3 separate regions of the Homo sapiens genome follow, and regions 1 and 2 are each linked to region 3. A link is an interaction called in ENCODE POLR2A ChIA-PET data of the cell type or tissue named here. Cell type or tissue: GM12878. All regions are shown on one strand. Region 1 overlaps LOC105370969 (a long non-coding RNA gene). Region 2 overlaps IQGAP1 (IQ motif containing GTPase activating protein 1). Region 3 overlaps CRTC3-AS1 (CRTC3 antisense RNA 1).

Region 1 (2,500 bases), 140 kb before region 3:
GCCCATTCTGGCTTCCCAAGGGTCATTCCATGAGTCCTCAGCCTCGCTGTGTGCCCCCCCACTCCCCATCACACAGGTGATGTGGGGAAACAGGCAGAGGGAGCACTGCATGGGAGGAGGAAGAGTTGAGTTTGCTTGGTCTACAGTGGTTTTTGTTTTTGTTTGTTCTTTTGAGATGCAGTCTTGCTCTGTCGCCCAGGCTGGAGTGCAGTGGCACAATCTCAGCTCGCTGCAAGCTCCACCTCCCGGGTTCAAGCGATTCTCATGCCTCAGCCTCCCAAGTAGCTGGGATTACAGGCGTGTGCCACCACACCCGGCTAATTTTTGTATTTTTAGTAGAGACAGGGTTTCGCCATGTTGGCCAGGCTGGTCTTGAGCTCCTGACCTCAGGTGATCCACCTACCTTGGCCTGCCGAAGTGCTGGGATTACAGGCATGAGCCACTGTGCCCAGCCTGTGTTTTTTTTTGTTTGTTTGTTTGTTTGTTTTTGAGACAGGGTCTCACTCTTGTCACCCAGGCTGGAGTGTGATGGCATGATCATGGCTCACTGTAGCCTCGACCTCTCTGGGCTCAGGTGATCCTCCCATCTCAGCCTCCCAAGTTGCAGGGACTACAGGTGCATGGAACCATGCCTGGCTAATTTTTTTATTTTTGGTAGAGACATGGTTTTGCCATGTTGCCCAGGCTGGTCTTGAATTCCTGGGCTCAAGTGATCTGCCCACCTCAGCCTCCAAAAGTGCTGGGATTACCGGTTTGAGCCACCACACTTGGCTGGTCTACAGTGTTTTAAAACAAAAAACAGCCCATCATTTAGAATTAAAAGAAAAAAAGCAGCTGGCTATAAAATAATATATATAAATAAAGTTTATATACATACACTGAAAAAAAGACTGGAGGGAAATACACCAGCCAACTAGAGTGATTGTTCCTGGGTGACAGGCTTGAGGCTGGATTCTTATTTTCCTTTTTTTTTTTGTTTTTTGAGACGGAGTCTCGCTCTGTTGCCAGGCTAGAGTGTAGTGGTGCAATCTTGGGGCTCACAGCAACCTCTGCCTCCCGGGTTCAAGCGATTCTCTTGCCTCAGCCTCCCAAGTAGTTGGAACTACAGGTGCACGCCACCATGCCCATCTAATTTTTGTATTTTTAGTAGAGATGGGGTTTCACCATGTTGGACAGGATGGTCTCGATCTCTTGACCTTGTGATCCGCCTGCCTCGGCCTCCCAAAATGCTGGGAATACAAGTGTGAGCCACCGTGCCCGGCCGCCTTTCAAACTTTTTGATAGTGAATATGACTTGCTTTTACCATCAGATGCAACAATAGCAAACATTGTCTTTATCAAGGGGAAATGAAACCTGTGGTTTGGGCTCCAGCGGTGAGCAAGGCCAACTTTTCTCACTTGTCCCGCCATGGGTGGTGACCCGCAGGCTGGGGTGGGGCCAGGTCCATCTTTCCTGTTCCCCAATCTTAGAGGTGGCAGAGGCCCTTCGAGTCACCTTGCTGGCCCACTGAGGAGCTGTGGCTGAGGAATACACCCATCAGGGCCGACTCCTTGCTGGGAACTTGGTGAGGCAGATGGACGTGGTGATGAGCCACAGTGAGGTTTCCCCCACATCCTTTTGCCTGCCCTGCTGCGTCTGCTGCTGAGTCAGAATCCATCTGGGGAGCCACCGTGGGATGTACTATGATGCACTGGGCAGCCTCCGAGGGCCAGGCAGGCTTTGAAGAGAGGCAAGAAGGTCAGAGGAAAATCAGAGGCACTCTGTTTCCACCTGCATCCACTGCTCAGTCCCCGGGGTCATTCTTTGCCAGTCTCAGACCTTGCCACAGTGCTCTGGCCAAAGCGCCCCTTAGGCACGCCTTGGGGACCCCAACATGTGCTCATGCCAGGCGCTGGCCTGGGCACATCCCCATGCTCCCTGGCACAGCCCTACAAGCTGGATGTGGCAGGAGTGAGGGCTGGTGCCTGACCTGCATCTGTCTCAGCCCTTCCCTACTCACTGCCTCCACTTACGGAGGCTGGAGCTTTTCAGTGGGGCACAGACATTTTGGCATTTGGGTGGGACATTTTTTTTTCTTCTAGGGCAGGACAATTCTTCATATAAGACTGTTCTATGCATTGCAGCTAAATCATTGTGACAACCCAAAATGACTCCACACATTTCCAAACATCCCTTAGAGGTGTGAGTTTGACCCAGGCTGAGACCCACAGAGCAAATGTTGGATCCGTGCAACCGGCAGCCTGGTTGCAAGGCTTCCCTTTGGCAGTGACATTGAGGGGAAGTCTTCAGGTAAACAGGTTTTTCTAAGAAAAAAGACAAAGATGATGAATCCTCTCTCTGACCTCCTGAACCAAAACCAGCAACCGCACATGGCTGAGCTTTTCAAGATGAAATGAACAAAGCTGCTGTTTTGCGGGAGGTTGGAGCTCTGCAGTTACCTGCAGCCAAATGCATTCCTAACTGCTACAGGTGAGGAAACAGGCACAGAGTGGTCAAGCC
Region 2 (2,500 bases), 270 kb after region 3:
GTTTGAGGCTGCAGTAAACCATAATCGCAACTGCAGCCTAAACAACAAAGTGTAACTCTGTCTCTTAAAGAAAAAAAAAAATATATATATACACACACACACACACACACACACACACACACACACAGTTTTGAAGGACATACAAAAAAATGCCAGTAATGATTATTCCTAAGTGATGATTATTTCTAAGTGAAGGAGTCTAATTTTTGTGGTTTATTTTTTATTTCTAGACAGCTTGCATTATTCTTTAAAGGAAAAACAAAAATATAATGTTACTTTAAAAAAATAGAAAAATATTTTTTTTTTTTTGAGACAGAGTCTCACTGTTGCCCAGTCTGGAGTACAGTGGCACCATCTCAGCTCACTGCAACCTATGCCTCCCAGGTTCAAGCAATTCTCCTGCCTCAGCCTCCCAAGTAGCTGGGACTACAAGAGCACGCCACCATGCCCGGCTAATTTTTGTATTTTTAGTAGAGATGGGGTTTTACCATATTGGCTAGGCTGGTCTCGAACTTCTGACCTCAGGTGATCCACCCGCCTTAGCCTCCCAAAGTCCTGGGATTACAGATATGTAAGTGCTGGGATTAATCAGCCACTGTGCCTGGCCAGGAAAATAATATTTAAAAGCATGTAATAGGGTGAAAGAGTGAAACTGTAGCCAAACAGACTACTATGATGCTACTGTCAGTGTAGGAACAAGCGGCTGACTGAAGATAAATAATTAAAACGGAGGCATAGAAACACAAAAGATTGTTAACAAGCAATTATTGCTAAACAAATCCACGAATGTCTAAAGTAAGTAAATCAAACTATGTTGTAAGTCCCAGAATAGATCAACATTCACATTATATTATAATATCCCTTTAGGTGCCTGATTCAGGAACATACTTACTATTGACTTTGTTTATATTGCCTTGAATTTCAGCTTGCGTGAGCAGCTCCTCATAAACATCTCTTTCTCTCTCTGAGTTTTCTGTCTGAGGATGAGTAAAAAGCGTAATTAAGTTAGCTTAAGGTGTCTAAGAAGACCACATAAATACACGTGTGCTCCTCCTGCACCATAACACTACCAAGAATATGGGTGTAGCTTAAGACCCTTTATAAAGAACAAAGCAGGCACAGTAACTCATGCCTGTAATCCCAGTGCTTTGGAAGGCCAAGGTGGGAAGATGGCTTGAAGCCAAGAGTTTGAGATCAGCCTGGGCAACATAGCGAGACCCCATCTCTACAAAAAACTTTTTTTTATTAGCCCAATGTGGTGGCACATGCCTGTAGTCCCAGCTACTCAGGAGGCTGTGACAGTAAGATTGCTTTCCCCAGAAGTTCAAGGCTGCAGTGAGTTATGACCGTGCCACTGCACTCCAGCCTAGGTGACTGAGCGAGATTCTGTCTTTTTTTTGAGACAGAGTCTCACTCTGTCACCCAGGCTGCAGTGCAATGGCACCATCTTGGCTCATTAAAAACTCTGCCTCCTGGGTTCACGTGATTCTCTTGCTTCAGCCTCCTGAGTAGCTGGGACTACAGGCGTGCACCATCATGCCCAGTTAATTTTTTTGGTATTTTTAGTAGAGATAGGGTTTCACCATATTGGCCAGGCTGGTCTCAAACTCCTAACCTCAAGTGATCTGCCCGCCTTGGCCTCCCAAAGTGCTGGGATTAGGGGCAGCACATCCTTGCCTCAGATCTGAGCAGAATGGGCACATACAGATCCACAATCCTGGAGTCTCACTGGTGACATAGGCAGAGGCAGGGCAGCAGCTACTTGCCTGCAGGCCAGTTTGGCACCTAACTGGGAAACTGAAATCCCTGCTCTATGATAAGAGATACAAAGAATGTTCTGAGAGCAGGATTGTCTTCGTTTTGTCATCAACCACTAATTTTAACAAGGGGTGGATAAATTTGTGTGAAGTTTTTTTTTTCCCCCCCGAGACGGAGTCTCGCCCTGTCTCCTGGCTGGTGCAGTCTTGGCTCACTGCAGCCTCCACCTCCCAGGTTCAATAGATTCTGCTGCCTCAGCCTCCCAAGTACCTGGGATTACAGGAGCCCAACACAACGCTGGGCTAATTTTTGACTTTTAGTATAGATGGGATTTCGCCATGTTGGCCAGGCTGGTCTCAAACTCCTGACCTCGGGAAATGAGATCCTCAGATTCAGTTTTTTCAAGTCAGAATCATTTAACTAACTTCCACATACCCATAACAACTGTACACAAACATTTTACCCCAGAGAATCTGGGAAAGAGGAAAGACTATGTTAATATTTAGAGATAATCTTTCCAAAGGGCACTATTAATTTTAATGGCTACGCTCTAGAATTTTATTTATATAAAATTCAAGAAGCAGAGGTCAAAATGGAGCCTCACACCAAAAGATTAGATACTGCATCATTCCATTTGTATAAAATTCTTAAAAAGGTCAATGGCAGCAATAGAAAATAGACTGGTAGTTGCCTGGGCTCAGGGGTGTGGGTAAGGTGGAAACTAATTGCAAAAGTGCACTAA
Region 3 (2,500 bases):
ACACCTGTAATCCCAGCAGTTTGGGAGGCTGAGGTGGGTGGATCACTTGAAGTCAGGAGTTCCAGACCAGCCTGGCCAACATAGTGAAACCCTGTCTCTACTAAAAATACAAAAAAGTTAGCCGGGCATGGTGGCGTGTTCCTGTAACCCCAGCTACTCGGGAGGCTGAGGCAGGAGAATTGCTTGAACCTGGCAGGTGGAGGTTGTAGTGAGCCAAGATCGTGCCACTGCACTCCAGCCTGGGCAACAGAGCGAGGCTCCATCTCAAAAAAAAAAAAAAAAAAAGTAGTATATCCATACAGTGGAGTATCATTCGGCCATGAAAAGGAGTGAAGCTCTGACACATGCTACAACATTCTGAGTCAAATATGCCAACACAAAAAAACAAATACGATCTGACTCCATTTATATGAAAGATTTTGAATAGGCAAATTCATAGAGACAGAAAGTAGATTAGAGGTTTCAGGAACTGAGAGTAGGAAGGAGGGAAGAATGAGGAATTATTGCTTACTGGGTTCATAGTTTCCATTTGGGGGGATGAAAAAGTTTAGAAATTGTGGCAATGGCTGTACAGCATTTTGAATGTAATTAATGCCATTGAGTTCTACTCATAAAAAGGTTAAAATGGCAGTTTATTTCATACATATTTTACCACACACACAAAAAGCAGTTGCTGTGGAAAAAAAAAACACACACACAACATATTTTACACACACACAAAAGCTCCAATCAAAACAGAAATAGATTTTCAGTTTTTCTTAAAAAAGAGGAAAGAAGAAAGGGAGGGAGGGTGTGAGGGAAGGAGAGAAGGAGGGAAGGAAGGAGAGAGGGAAGAAGAGAGGAAGGTACAGAAAGAAAAGAAAGATCTAGCATCATCACAGGGCCCACATTCCCTCAAGAGAACAATAGGCTGAAACAAGTGTGGCTTCTCACGTGTCCCTGGAGGCATCTGAGTTTGTTTCATGTTTCCCCCATCAGTGACAATTTGCACCTGCTCGTGTAGAGAGGTACCTGTGAAACAGAGGCCAGCATTAATAAGGGGGTGGAGAGGAGAGACTGCCAAAGCCTTGCAGAGACAGAAAAAAAAAGTGTGGTTTTCCAGGACTGAAAACTCAGTCGCAGCAGCCCCTCTCTCAGTTGTACCTGTAGGATTTTAATTTATAGAAGCGACTGACTGATGACAGAGAGACTAGTGGCTTTGAAGGAATAATTTATCCACATTTCCTGAGAGGAGGGACACACCACGCCATGCAGGGCCACATGGAGAAGAAGCACCAGGTTTGGTCAGGAGGCAGAAGGGAGTGAAGGGAAAGCTTAAACGAGAACCTTTATTAGCGTTTCAGCAGGGAAGGCAAGGCAGTGCAGGGAAAGTTTGGGACTGGGTGGTCTGAATAATTCTGGTGGGTTTTGGAGATTAGCGGTATCTCTAGGGGTTCTGTAGTACCTAGCCTTGGGTTAATTTAGGGCAGGGGAAATATTGGCTTTGTGTTAGAAAAAGGGGGTAGTTAGAGGTATGGACTTGGGACTAGTTGGAGGGTTTGTAATATAATTTTTTGGGCGCCCACAAAAACAAGATCATAGGAAAGATGTAAACAACTTTGGCTTTTCGTTTGGTCCTGTATGGCCTGAGCCACAGATGCGTTTGGCATAATAGCAGCTTCCTGGCATGAAAGAGCCAAAAAAAAAGACATCAAAAACACTGCCTTTTGCAGTAGACATCTGTAATCTTTGCCTGGGGAAAATCATCCACTTACAGCAGCCTGACACGGCTTTGGAGAGCCACTTTTCTCAATTCAGCCAGGAAACTCATGCCAATGTGGGACTGACTTCTCAAGCCTGGAACACCAGGGGTGGCCCTGCCACGTCAGCCTGGCCAATCAGTATATCCTACTGGCTTGGCCTGATGACTCCAGCTGGGCCAATGAGAGCCCTCCACAGGACTTTGGCTAGAATCTACCGGGAATGTGGTAATAGGTGTGCCCTTTCTGTTGGAGTTCCCAAACTGTTAAGGTGTCATCCTGGATGTGGGACTAGGAGGGGAGCCTGCCTGAGGATGCAGCCACCGGAGAGGAGAGTGCAGGCAAGAGAAGGAGAGAAGCTGGGTTTTGGTGGAATTAATTGTCTGAGGCCCTGGATCCTGCTGTACTGGCAGCCACGTCCTGGACTTTGCAGTCATATAAGCCAATTAATTCCCGTTTATACTTAAAAAAAAAAAGGCGAACTGCAAAACAGTAGCCATAGGATGCTATGTTTATTTAGAGAATGGGGGAAAATGATTCGGATATGTGTCAGCTAGCATATTCATTTAAACTTTTCTAATAAATAAGAAGCTAATAATCATGAATACCTGTTGGGAGTGGGAACTGGGTAGATGGAGGAATGAGTCATAGAAATACTTCACTGTGGCCAGGCGTGATGGCTCACACCTGTAATCCCAACATTTTGGGAGGCCGAGGCCGGCGGATCACTTGGGGCCAGGAGTTCGAGAGCAGTCTGGCCA

Evidence for each region. ChIA-PET counts read pairs that join two places held together with the same protein. Peaks named below come from ENCODE experiments on the same cell type or tissue, not always from the same donor. Only the 100,000 strongest peaks of a DNase experiment are listed, where the experiment ranks them.
Region 1: POLR2A ChIA-PET joins it to region 3 with 7 read pairs; 11 of 35 experiments call an interaction of 5 or more read pairs at or near these places.
Region 2: POLR2A ChIA-PET joins it to region 3 with 5 read pairs; 2 of 35 experiments call an interaction of 5 or more read pairs at or near these places.

The regions. Positions count from the first base shown.
Region 1 is chr15:90,851,960-90,854,459 of GRCh38, reverse strand. It overlaps LOC105370969 (a long non-coding RNA gene), which reads right to left. Exons shown (of 3, transcript XR_932610.3): 3 at 831-1,718. Among named protein-coding and RNA genes, the nearest start is that of FURIN, 15 kb to the left of the region's middle. RefSeq lists enhancers at 1,564-1,613, 1,624-1,713. In GM12878, no CTCF peak of the experiment used is centred here; a DNase peak (open chromatin) is centred at 1,369; H3K27ac peaks cover 1,667 bases.
Region 2 is chr15:90,441,871-90,444,370 of GRCh38, reverse strand. IQGAP1 (IQ motif containing GTPase activating protein 1) reads right to left here. Exons shown (of 38, transcript NM_003870.4): 9 at 893-977. Among named protein-coding and RNA genes, the nearest start is that of IQGAP1, 55 kb to the right of the region's middle. In GM12878, no CTCF peak of the experiment used is centred here; no DNase peak of the experiment used is centred here.
Region 3 is chr15:90,710,019-90,712,518 of GRCh38, reverse strand. All of the region lies in intron 2 of CRTC3-AS1 (CRTC3 antisense RNA 1), which reads left to right. Among named protein-coding and RNA genes, the nearest start is that of CRTC3-AS1, 5.9 kb to the left of the region's middle. In GM12878, no CTCF peak of the experiment used is centred here; a DNase peak (open chromatin) is centred at 937; H3K27ac peaks cover 528 bases.